Linked DNA regions of Homo sapiens: region 2 is linked to region 1. A link is an interaction called in ENCODE POLR2A ChIA-PET data of the cell type or tissue named here. Cell type or tissue: PC-3. All regions are shown on one strand. Each heading gives the region's core, and the rest is flanking DNA. Links, peaks and the distances in the headings are about the cores only. Region 1 overlaps C2CD2 (C2 calcium dependent domain containing 2). Region 2 holds the start of LOC107985502 (a long non-coding RNA gene).

Region 1 (8,308 bases), core at 256-8,255:
GGATGGCTTGAGCTCAGGAGTTCGACACCAGCCTGGGCAACGTAGCAAGACTTCATCTCTACTTTTTTTTTTTTTTTTAATGCCTTTGTAATGAAAATAAATAGGTTACGAAGGAGGAGGGAGGTATATCATGTTCCGTATTTTGTCTTTAGGTCATTATATAGCTGTGCTTTCAATATGGCAGCGACTGGCCACATGTGTCTCTTTAAATTAAATTAATGGAAATTTTTTAAAATGACGTTCAGTTCCTCAGCTTGCACTGGCCACCTCTCCAGTGCTCCGTGCCTACCGCATTTGACAGCTTCTCTGTCACTGCCATCACAGAACATCCTGTTGACTACTCTGGAAGGCTAGTCACCGAATATTAACAGTAACTGTTTCCGAATGGGGAGGTTGCAGATAACTCTTTCCCTTTTTTTGCTTATATGTCTTGGTAGTTTGTTAAATATTGACATCTTTGTCTTCCTTTCTATAATCAGAAAAAACACTCTATTTCATAAAAAGAATCAAGCATTGCATTTTTTAGGACTCATAACTTGTTTCTCTTCCAAAGCGAGTTGAATGCCAAGTCGAAGGAGTTACACCTGCAGATTTCAGAGGCTGGGCGATCCTCAGAAGGTGGGTTGAGCAGGAGGACAGAGGCCTCGCCCTCTGGAAAGGTCCTCCGCTGCATGACCTCGGCCTCAGGAAAAGGGCGGTGGGAGATCCAGCAGAGGAAGCTGACCCCTCCTCTAAATGACTTTGGTTTTCCCATGGGAATGTTTGGTCGAAAGGCAATTTGAGTTATTAACAAGGTCATACATTTTGGGGAAATGTTCAACTGGATTTTTTGTTTGTTTTTTTAAAAAAATCCAAAATCTTTTATGCAACAATTCTTGGCATAGAGAAGTAGTTCTGAACCCTCTTAGCTCCAAGAGACCTCCTTTTTTTGGAAAACAAAAACAAAAACAAAACCTTTTAACTGTAGTAAGATAAACAACATAAAATGTATCGTCTTAACCATTTCTAAGTACATAGTTCAGGGGCAGTAAGTACATTCACACGGTTGTGCAACCATCACCCCCATCTATCTCCAGAGCTTTTTTCATCCCTACTCTACTGCCTGTATGAATTTCACTGGGTTTTTCCTTGTAAAATAAACTACAGAGGTTTACATTGAACTCAGGATTTATACACAAGAAAGCAACAATTAGAGGTAAAGTCACTAAAACACTAAAATGAACGTGGGCCTGTATGTGTGTGTGTGTACACATCAGTAGTTTCAATATTTGTTAGGTTTTTAAAGATACAAATATTTTCTTAGATTGTAAAACTCTCCCCATAAACATACCAAAATTGGGAAGCCCTTGCCCAGCCTATCCAGCAATAAAATCAAGCCATTTGGTTACCTCCTAAAGTGAGAAAGTTGTTATTTCTCCCAGTTAACTAGTTTTATATCCTAGTTGTTAGCAAGAATCCTGAGGCGACTTCCTTGATTTTGGAGTCCCGAGAAAACTGGGATGCCCGTGAGATAAGAGTCCTGAGAGAGAAGCCTAACGCAGGTCGGGGACCTGCACAGCATGGGGGTGCTGTTTACCTGGAGAGAAGTCAACTTCTGATCCCATTCCTGGGTCCCCACTCCTTCTGGCCTCACTCAAATTTCGTTCCAGCCCAGCCTGATGGAATCCATGAAATTTCGAACTTTACAAAAACAATGCAAAGAACAGCCACATAACCTTTACTCAAACTCACGTATCCTTAACATTTGCCCAGTTTCCTCTACTATTTGTGCTCATGCTTGGTCTCTCTCTCCCTCCCCTTACTCATTTTCTTTTACACACACACACACACACAACTTGAGGGTAAATTGTATGCATCTTGGCCCTTTATCCTCAATTCTTTAGTGTGTATTTTCCCAGGAATGGAGATACTCTCTGCTGTGTCCACGGTACAGTTGTCAGCTCCCTGAATTTACATTGCTGCAATTCCTTAGCTTATGCCCATCTTCCAGTTTTTGTCACTGGACGACCCCGTGATGTCCTTCAGAGCAGTGACCTTTCCACTCCGGCACAGGGCCGGACATTGCCTGCCTGTCTTATTGCTTTAGCATCCTCTGTCCTGCAGCGTTTCCACAGCCTTTCTTTGTCTTTTATGGCATCGACATTTTTCAAACATTCTGAAACGTGAGCACTTCCCCGTGGGCTGGATGCACGGGAGGAGCGTGTTCCGGCTGCTGGGCGTGTGGGCCTTTCCGTCCTCACGGAAGCCCGGGAAACATCAGCGGCACCCCTTGCCTGTCTCCTATCTTTTCAGGTCTGCTGGCGACGGCGACAGTTCCTCTGGACTTATTTAAGAAGCAGCCTTCTGGGCCACAGAGCTTCACGCTGACCAGCGGGTCTGCCTGCGGCAGCTCGGTGCTGGGCTCGGTCACGGCAGAGGTAGGGCGAGGCTGTCCGCCGCGGCCGGGTTCCGGCTTGGGGCACTTACCCAAGGAGCGTCTTCACTTATGTCTGCAGAGTCTCACTCCTGCCTCTGTGTGAAATAAGACCTCCTCCAAGAGGAGATGCTGTTTCATCGTACGCAGGACCAGACTCGAATAGAGCACGTTCTGTCCACTGTACAATTGAGTTGTCTGCTGGAGGAGATAACTGTTCAGGATGCCATTTTATGGACCTACCCCAAAAAGGCCTTTGAAAGTTTTGCTTGGTTCCCCAGCTTCTATTCTGTTGCCATCATTACGTGTTGAGCTGGCTGTGCGTAAGGTTGGGTCTGTGTCCATTCTGGGAATATCCAGGTTAATTGGAGATGCTAAGTGACCTTAAGGGAAGGAATTATGAATTATGGTTATTTCACAAGAAGGCAGTGTTACCTGGCTGATCAGCCTGGGCAACTTCCACAAAACCAGAAACAAGTAACGCGTCTTCTCTGCAGTTCTCTTACATGGAACCTGGTGAATTGAAATCCTGGCCCATCCCTCCCCCTGTTCCTGCTGCAAAAATAGAAAAGGACCGCACGGTGATGCCCTGTGGGACTGTGGTCACTACTGTCACTGCTGTGAAGACCAAGCCTCGCGTCGACGTGGGGAGGGCGTCCCCGCTGAGCTCTGGTGAGACAACAGGAACGCAGTCGAGGAACTTTCTGCATGACGCCTGCCTGTAACCACCTTGCCCCCACAACTGCAGAGTTCTGGAGCCTGCAGCGCCGAGTGTTAGGAAATTCTCACAGCACAGGAAGGGTGCTAATTGGCCACACTTGTGCTTAGTTTGTTGTTGTTATCGGATGACAGTTATCTTTCTCTTCTGCCAAACACATATGCAATAAACTGAAACAAGGTTCAATTCCCATGGTATATTCTGAAGCTAAAATCTAGATAGTGTAAATAGTTGCCCTTAGGTGTAACTCCAACTAAGTTAAATTAAGAACTCAATGATAGGGCTGGGTGCAGTGTCTCACTCCTGTAATCCCAGCACTTTGGGAAGCCGAGGCGGGCAGATCACCTGAGGTCAGGAGTCTGAGACCAGCCTGACCAACGTGGTGAAACCCCATCTCTACTAAAAATACAAAATTAACTGGGCGTGGTGGCACGTGCGTGGAGTCCTAGCCACTCTGGAGGCCGAGGCAGGAGAATTGCTTGAACCCAGGAGGCAGAGGTTGCAGTGAGCTGAGATCACACCATTGCACTACAGCCTGGACAACAAGAGCAAATTTCAAAGAAAAAAGCAAAAACAAAACAAAACAAAACACGAACTCTATTACCTGTATGTGGGGACAGCACACGCTTTTTTCTTGAAAAATTCAAAGTGAGTGGTCCTTGTAGACTTTCTTCTGTGAAAAATCGTTTGCTAGAAGGCTTGACGGACTGTCATTTGAGATCCAGCTGAATTCTGTACCTGTCTCCACAGGCACTGCCTTGGAGACAGAAGTTTCTGTATAAGCGTATGCTTTATTTCTCAAAATTCATACTGCATCTCTGCTTGGGCAAAAGCATTATCCTCCCAGAGTGCATGAGTTGGCACAGTTCAGGGATGCAAAATAGAATGGGAAATTCTGGCTTAGTTAAAATGTTTCTGAAATTTTATTTCAACCTGGACTCCAGACACCACTCTTGCCCCTCCTCCCCTCAAAACAGCTTTCGTTAAGCTTTGCCTTTACCAACTGCACACACCAGAGTTGCAGTGAGGGCTGTCCTTTCACTTTTCGGTAACTGTTGATCCAGTCAGCCACGGGGCCGCTTTTGTAATCAGGATCTTCCTCTGGCAGATTCTCCGGTGAAGACTCCCATCAAGGTGAAGGTGATCGAGAAGGACATCTCTGTCCAGGCCATCGCCTGCCGCAGCGCCCCCGTCAGCAAAACACTCTCTTCTTCAGACACAGGTAACTGAGACACGCCCACGTCGCTCTCCCTCTTAGCACCTTTGGGCCTTTTGGGCTGTTCTGATATGAAGTATTTTCCTTTCAGAATTTGGAAAAAGTTGTTTTGGGCCTGGTGTGGTGGCTCACACCCGTAATCTCAGCACTTTGGGAGGCTGAGGCGGGTGGATCACTTGAGGTCAGGAATTTGAGACCAGCCTGGCCAACATGGCAAAACCCCATCTCTACTAAAAATACAAAAATTAGCTGGGCGTGGTGGCGCATGCCAGTAATCCCAGCTACTCAAGAGGCTTAGGCAGGAGAATCGCTTGAACCTGGGAGGCAGAGGTTGCAGTGAGCCGAGATTGCACCACTGCACTCCAACCTGGGTGACAGAGCGAGACCCTGTCTCTTAAAAAAAAAAAAAAAAAAAAAAAGTTTTGATTTGCTTTTGTTTTGTTAATGAGTGATGAGTGAAGGAGAGGGAGAAAAGGGAACTCCAAATTGATCAGAGACCAGGAGCGGCATTCATATTCCTGCTACATTTTAGGGAATGCTTTAACAAAATAAAAAGCCAACTGAGACTTTACATTTTAAATTTTCTGTTCATTTTTCTCTTGCACAACACGCTAGCTACATTAATAGCAAATAAGTAGGACTCAGGACATCGTCCTCACCGTCACTTTAATTTTATTCACCACTTTCTGCTTACACCAGCTTAGTAGAAGTAGTTTTCCCTTCCACTAGGAAATGGTCACTACGAATAGGAAATGCAAATTCCCTATTTTATGGTCAGTTTCAGGTAATAGACTTTTTGAAGAGATGTCTTACTGACTCATTAAATCACTGCGCAATCTAAATTTGGGGATTAACTTTCTCCCTTTGCCTCCTCGTGACCTGCTCTCAGGGGCAATGGATGCTTCCTTCTTGCTTAGCTCTCCCACATTCGCTGAGTCCTGTGTCTGACCTTGCCCAGGTCAACAACTGGGCAAGGTGGGGCAGTCAGGGGAGTGGAAAGTTCTCACTGGAGGGGCACTGTCTTAACATGGTGTTGGATTCTCAGCCTGGTGAAAGTTCATAACTGCCTCCTCCTCTTGTGGGAGGTTTTATGGTTTTTTGGATACTACCCCGCTGGGTCCCCCACCTGCAGTTCTGGGACGCAGGCCCTGCCCCTCCTTTCGTTACCAGAAAAGGATCTTGATCTAGACCCCAAGAGAGGGTTCTTGGATCTGGTGCAAGAAAGAATTCGGGGCGAGTCCACAGAGTAAATTGAAAACAAGTTATTAAGAAAGTAAAGGAATAAAAGAATGGCTACTCTGTAGGCAGAGAACCCGTACGGGCTGCTGGTTGGCTCTTTTTCTGGTTCTTTCTTGATCATATGTTAAACAAGTGGTGGATTATTCACGAGTTTTCTACGAGGGGCGGCGATTTCTCAGAACTGAGCATTCCTCCCCTTTTCAGACCACGTAGGGTAACTTCTTGCCTTTGCCATGGCAGTTGCAAACTGTCATGGTGCTGGTGGGAGTGTCTTTTAGCATGCTAATGCGTTATCCTCAGTGTATCATCGGCAGTGAGGACAGCCAGAGGTCACTCTCATTGCCGTCTTGGTTTTGGTAGGTTGTGGCCGGCTTCTTTACCACATCCTGTTTTATCAGCAGGGTCCTTGTGACCTGTGTCTTGTGCCGACCTCCTAGCTCACCCTGTGAGTAAGGGCACCTCACCTCCTGGGAGTGCAGCCCAGGGGATCCCAGCCTCATTTTGCCCAGCCCTTATTTGAGCTGGAGCCGCTCTGGTACTAATGCCGCTGATGCTTTTGCCGCTGCCCCTGATGCCCCTTCCTCAGTTTCTTCCCCTGGCAGTGCCCCCACTGCCCATGCTGCGGGGTCCTGTCACGTGGGCAGGATCCCTCTTAAAAGACCTAGGCTGATGTTCCCACTGTGGGTTCTGATGCATGGTCCATGGAGCCGGCCCCCAGGCTCACCTGCCACGGTGCAGGCTGCACCTGGCACCTGGACCGGGCTCTCGGGGGACTGAACAGAAGCACTGGGCCTGGCGTGAGGAGGACGTGCTCCCGACACGTCTCCCTTGGTGGCTTTGGGAATTACAGCACAGCTTTCTCCTAAGGAGTCCTCCCCAACTCCTTTCTCCAGCACTTCTCTCTTCTCAGTGTGGGTCAGTGGCTAAACAAAAATCTGTTCCTCTACTCACAACACTCCTGACGCCAAATGTGTAGATTTTCTATGGCAAGCAATTTTCTGTTTCTCTGCAGACACCAACTGGGTGTCCTACAATTTAATTCAATTCTGGCATTACCTGGAGTTAGCTCAGATCCCACAGGTGAAAGGCTCAGCCCCACAAAACCACCCTTCCACTTTAGATGTCAGGTGCAAATAGTGGGTCCCCAGGTTACCACACTTTTGTCCCACTTGGCTACAAATTGGGGTTTCCATGACACACTCCTCGGGTTCCGTAATTTGCTATAATGGCTCACAGAACTCAGAGAAACACTTTACTTGGGTTTACCAGTTTATTATCACACAAATGCACAGCCAGATGAAGGGGCTCAGGGCACAGTCTGGGAGGGTCCTGAGTGTGGGAGCTTTGATCTCCGTGGAGTCGCCCCTTTCCCAGTACGTGCATGCGTTGGTTCACAACCTGGACGCTCCCTGAGCCCTGTCATTTAGGGGGTTTATGGTGCTTCTATAAGTAGGTATGTAGGCATGATTGATTCACTTATTGGCCTTTGGTGATTTGAGCTCAATCTCTAGCCCCTTTCCCTTCCCCACAGGCGAGAGGAGGGCAGAAAGTTCCAGCCTTCTAACCACAGGGTTGGTGCCTCTGACATCCAGTGCCCGTCCTCATTAGCATTCACTCGGATGGGGTGCAGGGGCTTATTAGGAATGAGAAGGATGCCCCAGCTCCGTGGCTCTGGAATTCAAAGGATTTTTTTTTTTGTTCTCTGTGCCAGGAACCAGGGAGGAAGACCAAGTATCTATTTATTATTCCCCAGTGTCACTGTTGTCACCGGTTCTTGGCCTCTGTGGTCTTATCTTGACTCCCTTTGGAAATGCAGCATCTGTAAGCCTCAGGCCATGGCCAAAACCGAGACAGAAGTTCCTTTTACCATCCTGCTACTTTAATAGCTTTGCCATTTTGACTTTACCTGAGCAGGAAAGTGTAAGTTACAAGCATCAGCTCTGAGTCAGAGAGACCTGCTGGTCATCTCAGCTCTGGGGCCTCCTGGCTGCTGGACATACTCCTCAATGGTCAAATGGGATAAAAGGAAGGACCTGCTCATGGGGTGTGGAATAGGAGTAAATGAGAGAATGTGCACAGAGCTCTGTCTCTGAACAGCACCTGGTTTGCCGTAAGCATTCTATTGATGTTGGCTGGTGTGTGTTGTTATTAACCTGGGGAAGGAGGTGCTTTTATTAACTGGCCCTTCATAGCTCTAGTTACTATTCTATGTATTTAGGCACTCTTGGGAGGGAAAAGGAGTCACTACCTTGCCTTTCAAAGTTCAAAATCTTCCAAAGGGTTAGATATTTTTTTTTTGTTGTTTGCTTGCTTTTGCCATTTTCCATCAACTCTATTCAGGTATAACTTAAATAAATAAAATCGGTGAATCTTAAGCAGACACTTCAGTGAGTATCTTGTAACCACCCAGGGAATCAAGCTGTAGACCAGGGGTCAGCAAACAGCAAACTATGGCCCATAGGAAAAATCTGGCCCGTCACTTGTTTTTGTAAATAAAGTTTTACTGAAACCCAGCCATGCTCATTTATTTACCTGTGGTCTCTAGCTGGTTTCACTCTATAAAAGCTGCATTGAGAAGTTGTTGCAGAGACCACCAACAAAGCCTAAACAATTGACCCTTTGGCCCCTTTTAGAAAATATCTGCTAACCATTGCTTATCGACCATTTCCATTATCCCTGGAAGTTCCCATGGAAGTCTTTAATTTTTGCTGATGAACTTAAC
Region 2 (8,351 bases), core at 226-8,225, 130 kb before region 1:
CCACAACTGTCCAGAGAAAGAGCCATTGTCACCAAACCCAGCCAGAGCCCAGCCACGAGGCTCGGAAGGTCCCCTGGGCCCCGGCACTATCCTTTACTGGCTGGTAGGGCCGCACTTAGCTTCTCTGAGCCCCAGCTTCCTCCTGGGTGAAATGAGGCTTTATAAAGAAAACCTCACTCACAAGCTATCATCAGGATCAAACAAAACCATGGATGTGAAGCACTTTGTAAAACGGAGCGTGCTTTTAGTTGCCATTGTCACTGTTAATGTCATTGGAAACACTATTCATGGTATTAAAGTAGATCCCGTGCTGACCACCCACTGCTGGGAGGTTAGAATTCCCTGTGCCTCGCCCCTCGGCGTTGGTGGGCGTCCTGCGGCTCGCACATTCCCCTCCCCACCCTTCAGGCAGACACCACCAATCCTTGTGCCTCACAATCATCAGCGTGTGATTATCACAGCCCTCCTGTTCTGACTTCTTAAACCAAGCAAGTTCCAAGCACTGAGACGAGGGATCTGTGGGAGGATCAAGGGATGGGACAACCTTTCCATAACAAAAGGGTAAAAAGATGCTCCAAAATATTGTGCTTTTTTAAATCTGTGGTCCTCAGAGTCCTGCTGCCTCCCCCAAGCAGCACACCTGGGCCCCGTAGCGGGATGGGCCGCTGTCACATCCTCAGGCAGCACAGATGAGCATCAAGGGGCCAGCAGAGACTGACCTACCGTCCACCAGAGCAGGCCCGACAAGTATGGACCAGTTAGTCACTGTTACAGGTGAAATATAATTAATTAAGTCATATTGGACAACTTGGCTTGATTCTGCTTTTGGTGGTAATTACATCACAGACCTGGAGTCTTAGAAGGAAGAGTGACTGTGAACAGAGCCTCCGCTTGTCCTTGGCCCTTGGTGGGGCCACAGCAAAGCATCTGCCTTCTTGATTCACCCCTGCTATCAATTTAAAAACCTGCAGCTGCCACAGGCTCAAGAGCGCAGGGTGCTTTAGACACCTGCTTTCTGACATCTGCAGTATTTCTGTTTATTTCAGATCTCACCCTGCAGGAGAGACTAGCGGGATGGAATGGAGGGAAGAGGTGTGTGTAGCGGGGTGGATGTGGGAATCGGAATTGACCTCAGATGCAGGCACAGCTGAAGGTGCCTCCACGGTGTAAGTTAAAACATGTTAGGAAGGTCACCCCGCCCCCAAATCCATGCCTGCGGGATTGCTCCCCTCCTCCTCCTCATACCTAACCTGGGTGGGACGGCAGTGTGCAGCCACGTGTTGTTTTTACACGGCAAATTAATTGAGACACAAGCTTTTAAATGTCAGAAAAATCTAGCTCCAAATAAGTAAATTAGAACCTTTATGACTCAATAAAATGTTTCACCAAGCATTATTCCTAAGATATTTTCTCATTAAAAAAAATTATGCAGCCGGTGGAGTGGCTCACACCTGTAATCCCAGCACTTTGGGAAGCCAGGGCAGGTGGATCACTTGAGCTCAGGAGTTTGAGACCAGCCTGGGAAACATGGCAAAATCTCGTCTGTACAAAAAAATTAGCCAGGTGTGGTGGCATGTGCCGGTAGTCCCAGCTACTTGGGAGGCTGAGATGGGAGGATTGCTTGGGCCCGGGAGGTCGAGGTTGCAGTGAGCTGATACTGTGCCACTGCACTCCAGCGTGGGTGACAGAGTAAGACCCTGTCTCAAAATAATAATAATAATAATAATAATAATGCACCATTACCAACTTTTCCATTAAACTGACAGAGCCAATCATAGTACATACAAAGAACTTTCATGAGTGTCTTTGCTTCACGTCCCTCTCTTGAAAACCCTATGACAAAGATTTGGGGGCAAGCAGTTGATTTTGGGGGTGATCTCAGGAAGCACAGTGAAGGCAGGAGTGCAGGTACCCTAGAGAGAGGATCCCTGCCAGAGGGAACTTCGGTTCATCCCACTGGGACTGCATTGAGGTCTGAGCAGAACATGCCCCAGAACTGCCCCATGGAGGGAGGAGGGAGCTGGGACATTTATCCAACAACTCTCATCCTCCACACTGGGGGTCACTCCTGGGACCTTACCTTCCTGTCCTTTGTCCTTCAGCCTGCCCTGGGAACAGGGCCAGAGAGAGAACGTCTTCAGGAAAGACAGGCAGGGGGCAGCCCCGGGGGGTGTGGCAGACATCCTGGCCTCCAGCAGGATGAATGACAGTTGGTTTCATCCCCTGCACACAGCAAAGCTTCCATCTGAGTGTGGCTCTGAAGAATGTGGGTGCCACAGAACAGTCGATCAGGGCCACGGAACAGTTACATCAGAGCTGCAGAAGAGTCACATCAGAGCCACAGAACAGTCTCATAGAGCTGGAGAACAGTCTCATAGAGCTGCAGAAGAGTCTCATAGAGCTGCAGAACAGTCTCATAGAGCTGCAGAAGAGTGGCATCAGGGCCGCAGAATAGTCATATCGGGGCCACAGAGCAGTCGCATCAGAGCCGCAGAACAGTCACATCAGGGCCACAGAAGAGTTGCATTGGAGCTGCAGAAGAGTCACTTCAGAGCCACAGAACAGACACATAAGAGCCACAGAAGAGTCACATCAGAGCCACAGAGCAGTCACATCAGAGCCACAGAACAGTCGTATCAGGGCCACAGAACAGTCACATGGGGTTCTCTGAGGCGCCCCTCCTTCTTTCTGCTGCACTCCCTGCTTCCCCACCATCACTCACCCCAGGAGAAGCGGGAATAGGAGCTCACAGCCCCTTGACCCCACAACTCACTTCTCTGTGCCTGCCTCTCTCCTTCAAGGGACCCCAAGGTCTCCCAGTTGTTCATGCTGGAGACTAGAGGCCCCTGGGGCCTGCCCTGTGCCTCTTCCAGCACTTTCAATCAGCCTCTGGCCCTGGGGCACCCAGGACCTTCTGATCATTCTCCGTTCTTTCTCCATTCAGCCTCCCTGCTCTCCTGGCCATCGCTCTTGCCCAAGCTGCTACCTTCCTTCCCTCCAGAGAGAAGGCAGTGACCACTCGCTGGCGTCCACTCCCCATTTCAGTCCACACTGCTTCATGCCCCAGCCTGGGCCTGGCATTGTGGTGCTCCAGGAGCAGTTCCCAGACAGATAAGTGAACGAGCAGTCGGACGTCCTTTCAAACGTATCTGGAATGTGGCGTCCTGCCCTGTGGTAAGCAAAAGCACATACACATCTGCACACACACAGACACAGTCCATTCCCTGCCACTCAGGTGTCTACTCTCAGCCTAAACATCACACTCATGGATGGCCTCACTGGCCCTGAAACCATATGGGCCCTGCCGCGCTGCCCTGAACCTTCTCATCATACCCCTCATCACAATGGAATTAGATGTTTGCATAGTTCTGTATTTGGTAGTCTCCATGACACTGTAAACTCCTAGTGGGCCGGAATAACCACAGAATCCCTAGCCCCTGCTACCAAGCAAGGACTCAACCACGCATCCAGTGATGACGCAAGAATGAGTCAAAAGGAATTTGAAGAGGTGGCTGCAGCTGGTCCTCTGAGCATGGAGGGCTCCCTCCGGCATCATTAGGGTCGGGGTTTCAAAGGAGTGGAGAGCTCAAAGCTACCATCGTGGAAAACAGGGACTTGGAAGCAAAAGGGACAGAAGCCCGCTGGGCATGGCAGAAGGGGCTCAAGGTCACCAGACACAGGGAGCTTGGCCCCTGCTCTGTCACTCACGACCAAGGAGGGGGTCTTTGTCAAGACATCAACTCAGAACATAGATGGCAAAGCACGTGAGGCAGAGAGCCTCAGTGAAGAAGCACCGCCTCCTCTTCCAGCTGCTGAACAGACTCCAAGCAACTGAGCCCCTCAGAGGGAGGGGCCTCTCAGCGCCAGAGCCCCAGGGAACAGTGCGGCAGGCTGAAACCCAGCAATGAGGCCCCAGGGCTGCTGGGGAAGTTTCAAGGGCTCGGCCAACCTCCAGGGCCTGGAGTTGTGAAGGCTCCTGTGAGACATCCAGAGACAACTTGCAGAGATAAGCAGGGCCGCCTGACAAGGGGGGCCACGGCATTCGCCCTCCTCCCCAGCAGACTCCGAAATGGCGGCAAAAAGAAAACGTGGGCATCCAGCGTCTCAGGATGGGGAGGGGCAGGTCATGTGGGCAGGTCTCCTCACCTGCTCATGACAGGTGAGGAGAGGCTGGAGCTCCATCAGAACTAGTGGCCAGGACACCCCCAGCAGCCGCCCTGCAGCCAGCCCAGGGCACCTGGCCCAAGCTCCAACCTGGCCAGGGTTGGGCAAGATGACCCCCCCACACACACAAGAATTGGGAAACTCCCTGGATAAGTTTCAACCAGAGAGTCAGAGAAGAACCGTGGAAAACAGACCTGGGTCTGTTGATACTGTGGGAAGGACAGTGTCCTCCAGAACTAGTGACTTTCGGGATCTTACAGCTTCCTTTCTTGTGAAACCTTGCCTGTTTCCCTGCCTTTGCCAAGGGTAAAACCCATGTGTCAGTTTCCCGTCACTGCTGTAACAAAGCACACAAGCTCAAGGGCTTGCAGGACATATGCTTATTACCTGCTACAGACTGAGTGTGTCCCACCCAAATTCACGTGTTGAAATCTTAACCCCCAAGGTGCTGGTATTAGGAGATGGAGCCTTTGGGAGGTGATTAGTTCATAGGGATGAGGCTCTCATGAACGGCATTAATGCCCTTATAAAAGGGACCCTAGAAAGAGACTTTTCACCCCCTCCACCATGTGGGGACACAGTGAGAAGATGCCAGCTATAAACCAGGAAGTGGCCCTCGCCAGACATTAAATCTGCCAGCGCCTTGATCTCAGACTTCCCAGCCTCCAGAACTGTGAGAAATGAACATCTGTTGTTTATAAACTGCCCAGTCTATGGTGTTTTGTTACAGCAGCCCAGGCAGAATAACATGTTACCCTGCAGTTCCCGATGTCAGAAGTCTAAAATCAAGGTGTCAGCAGCGCCGTGTTCCTTTTGGAGTTTCAGGGGAGGATCCATTTCCTGCTTTTTTGGCTCCTAGACGCTGCCTGCATCCCTTGGCTCGTGGCCCCTCCTCCATCTTCAAGGCCAGAGGGCAGCCAGCCTCTTCAAACTTCTCTCCAGCTCTGATCTCCACTTCCTTCAATGACCCTCCTGCCCTCCTTCTTTCCCTGCTTGGACCCTTGTGATGACATTTGGGGCCCACCTGGATATCCAGGAAAATCTCTCCAGCTCAAGATCCTTCACTTAGTCACCTCTCCCAAGTGCCTTTGCCTTCTGGGGTCACATATCTGGGGATGAGGATGCAGACATCTTGGGGGGCCTTTATTCAGTCTACCACAGAATGAACAGTCATTTGTGTGCTTGTTCTCAAGACGTCAGAGTGTAGAAGGCCGTGAGGGGCTTGAATGCAGCTCCGGGATTGTGGGGCTGAGGGCAGGGGCCGGGGACCCAAGGAAGGGAGAGCCACAGGCCAATGGGAAGGAAAAGAACAGCAAGCTAGGAGCTGGGTGGAATTGAGAACGACCCCATCATTCAGCCGGCAGGCAGCCAGGGTTCACCAGCTTGGATATAGGCAGGATTCAGGCAATACACTCTGGAAGGCCATCTCTACCGGCAGGGTCACCGTCATCTTCCTAACGCCATGGCGAAAGGAATGACTTCTCATTTATCCTAAGTGCATCTGACAGGCTTTCGGGCCTGTTTCCATTCTCTAAGACCCAGAGTACATGGCTCCAAATAGAAAGAACAAGATTCATGCAAAGAATGAAAGTGATGGATGGAGTTTAACATCGGCTTAGGAAGACGAAGCTGGCTGTCAAGCCATGTTCCTAACCAAGCTCGATGCTGAAAGGTGGAGTCTGTTTATATTCCTGCCACGCATTTGTTCAGTTGCACAATGGTCACTGCCAGCACAGCTCAGACCTTTGATCAGCTCCCGGGGACTCGGGCCTCTTTTTCTCCCCTTCTGCTGGGAAGAGCCGTCGCAACGGGGCATTTGTGGCAGACTCTTCCTGAGATTAAGTGACAACTGGTGGGAGGGGCCGTGGCAGCATGTCTTCCGGGGAACAGGAGAGCTCCCAGTTGGGCCCTGGGGACTGTGACCCTCCCTGCTACCTCCAGACCCGTCCTCCCAACCCTGCCACTTTTGTTTGTTCCTTGATTCTTTCTGTTGTAATGGCTTTATTGCGATATACCGCACATGCTATTCAATTCACCCATTTAAAGTGTACAATTCACTTTTTAGCATGGAGTTGTGTGACCATCCCCGCCGTCCATTTTATAACATTTTCATCACCCCCAAAAAGAAGCCCCTTTAGCTGTCACTTCCTCAATCCTCCTAATCTCCTTTTCACCCTGCGCCCTAAGCAACCACTTATCTGCTTTCTGTTTCCACGAATTTGCATATTCTGGACGTGTCATGTAAATTGAGCCATACAATTTTGGGTCTTCTGTATCTGTTTCTTTTACTTAGCCCAATATTTTCTTTTCTTTTTTAATTTAATTTTTTTTATTTTACTTAAAGTTCCGGGTTACGAGTGCAGAACATGCAGGTTTGTTACATAGGTATACATGTGACATGGTGGTTTGCTGCACCTATCAACCTGTCATCTAGGTTTTAAGCCCCACATGCATTAGGTATTTGTCCTAATGCTCTCCCTCCCCTTCCCCCCACCTTACAACAGGCCCCAGTGTGTGATGTTCCCCTCCTGTGCCCACGTGTTCTCATTGTTCAACTCCCATTTATGAGTGAGAATATGCGGTGTCTGGTTTTCTGTTCCTGTGCTGATTTGCTGAGAAAGATGGCTTCCACCTTCATCCATGTCCCTGCAAAGGACATGAACTCATTCTTTTTTATGGCTATATAGTATTCCGTGGTGTATATGTGCCACATTTTCTTTATCCAGTCTATCATTAATGGGCATTTGGGTTGGTTCCAAGTCTTTGCTATTGTAAATAGTGCTGCCATAAACATATGTGTGCATGTGTCTTTATAGTAGAATGATTTATAATCCTTTGAGTATATACCCAGTAATGGAATTGCTGGGTCAAATGATATTTCTGGTTCTAGATCCTTGAGAAATCTCCACACTGTTTTCCACAATGGTTGAACTAATTTACATTCCCACCAACAGTGTAAAAGTGTTCCTATTTCTCCACAGCCTCGCCAGCACCTGTTGTTTCCTAACTTTTTAATAATCACCATTCTAACTGGCATGAGATGGTATCTCATTGTGGTTTCAATTTGCATCTCTCTAATGACCAGTGATGATGAGTTGTTTTTCATATGTTTGTTTGCTACATAAATGTCTTCTTTTGAGAGGTGTCTGTTCATATCCTTTGCCCACTTTTTGATGGGGTTGTTTGTTTTTTTCTTGTAAGTTTGCTTAAGTTCCTTCTAGATTATGGATATTTGACTTTTGTCAGATGGGTAGCTTGCAAAAATTTTCTTCCATTCTGTAGGTTGTCTGTTTACTCTGATGATAGTTTCTTTTGCCGTTAGCACAATTTTTCCAAGGTTCACCCATGCTGTAGCATGTACCTGTACTCCATTCCTTTTCATGGCTGAATACTATTTCACTCTATGGACGTCCTGCATTTTGCCTACCCATGCATCTGTTATTGGACTTTTGGATTGTTTCTACCTCTTCACTACTGTGTTGCAGGCCTGGTTTCTTGACTTCTGATTCATCAAAAAAGAATTGTGTTTGTTTGCAGTGGAGACAGTGCCTTTGTCTGACCTGACACCAGCTGAAAGGTGCTGACATGAGTGCCTTCTCTGCCTTCCTAGAAAGGAGCTGCAGGGGCACCACAGTTCCTGATGAGGCACCCCAGCACTCTCAACTCTTGGAGCCTGTGGCTAGCGCCTTGCTTCACATACTATCTAAGGACGTGCACAAGAGTGGGGGAAGCTGCACCCAGGTCCTGCCCCCGATCGTGCTGGGCATCAGTTCAAATCCTGGAGGAGGGTGTCTAGCAGCCCCGGTGGGGTTGAAGGCAGCCACCCTGGGCCTCCACAGCCCCGTGACTATGTGATATGGTTTGGCTCTGTGTCCCCACCCAAATCTCATCTTGTAGCTCCCATAATTCCCACATGTTGTGGAAGCAACCCAGTGGGAGATGATTGAATCATGGGGGCAGGTCTTTCCTGTGCTGTTCTCCTGATAGTGAATGAGTCTCACAAGATCTGATGGTTTTATTTTATTGTATTGAGACAGAGTCTCACTCTGTTGCCCAGGTTGGAGTGAAGTGGCACTATCTCAGCTCACTCCAACCTCCACCTCCCAGGTCCAAGTGATTCTTGTGCCTCAGCCTCCCCAGTAGTTGGGATTACAGATGTGTGCCAACATGCCCAGATAATTTTTGGT

What was found. ChIA-PET counts read pairs that join two places held together with the same protein. Peaks named below come from ENCODE experiments on the same cell type or tissue, not always from the same donor. Only the 100,000 strongest peaks of a DNase experiment are listed, where the experiment ranks them.
Region 2: POLR2A ChIA-PET joins it to region 1 with 14 read pairs; 2 of 35 experiments call an interaction of 5 or more read pairs at or near these places.

The regions. Positions count from the first base shown.
Region 1 is chr21:41,901,769-41,910,076 of GRCh38, reverse strand. C2CD2 (C2 calcium dependent domain containing 2) reads left to right here. Exons shown (of 14, transcript NM_015500.2): 8 at 554-618; 9 at 2,293-2,417; 10 at 2,911-3,085; 11 at 4,240-4,353. Among named protein-coding and RNA genes, the nearest start is that of PRDM15, 27 kb to the right of the region's middle. In PC-3, for the core only: no CTCF peak of the experiment used is centred there; no DNase peak of the experiment used is centred there.
Region 2 is chr21:42,035,712-42,044,062 of GRCh38, reverse strand. LOC107985502 (a long non-coding RNA gene) reads right to left here and starts at 3,404. Exons shown (of 2, transcript XR_001755063.3): 1 at 2,081-3,404. RefSeq lists enhancers at 1-175, 2,558-3,061, 3,568-4,071. In PC-3, for the core only: no CTCF peak of the experiment used is centred there; DNase peaks (open chromatin) are centred at 3,322 and 4,402; H3K27ac peaks cover 2,917 bases.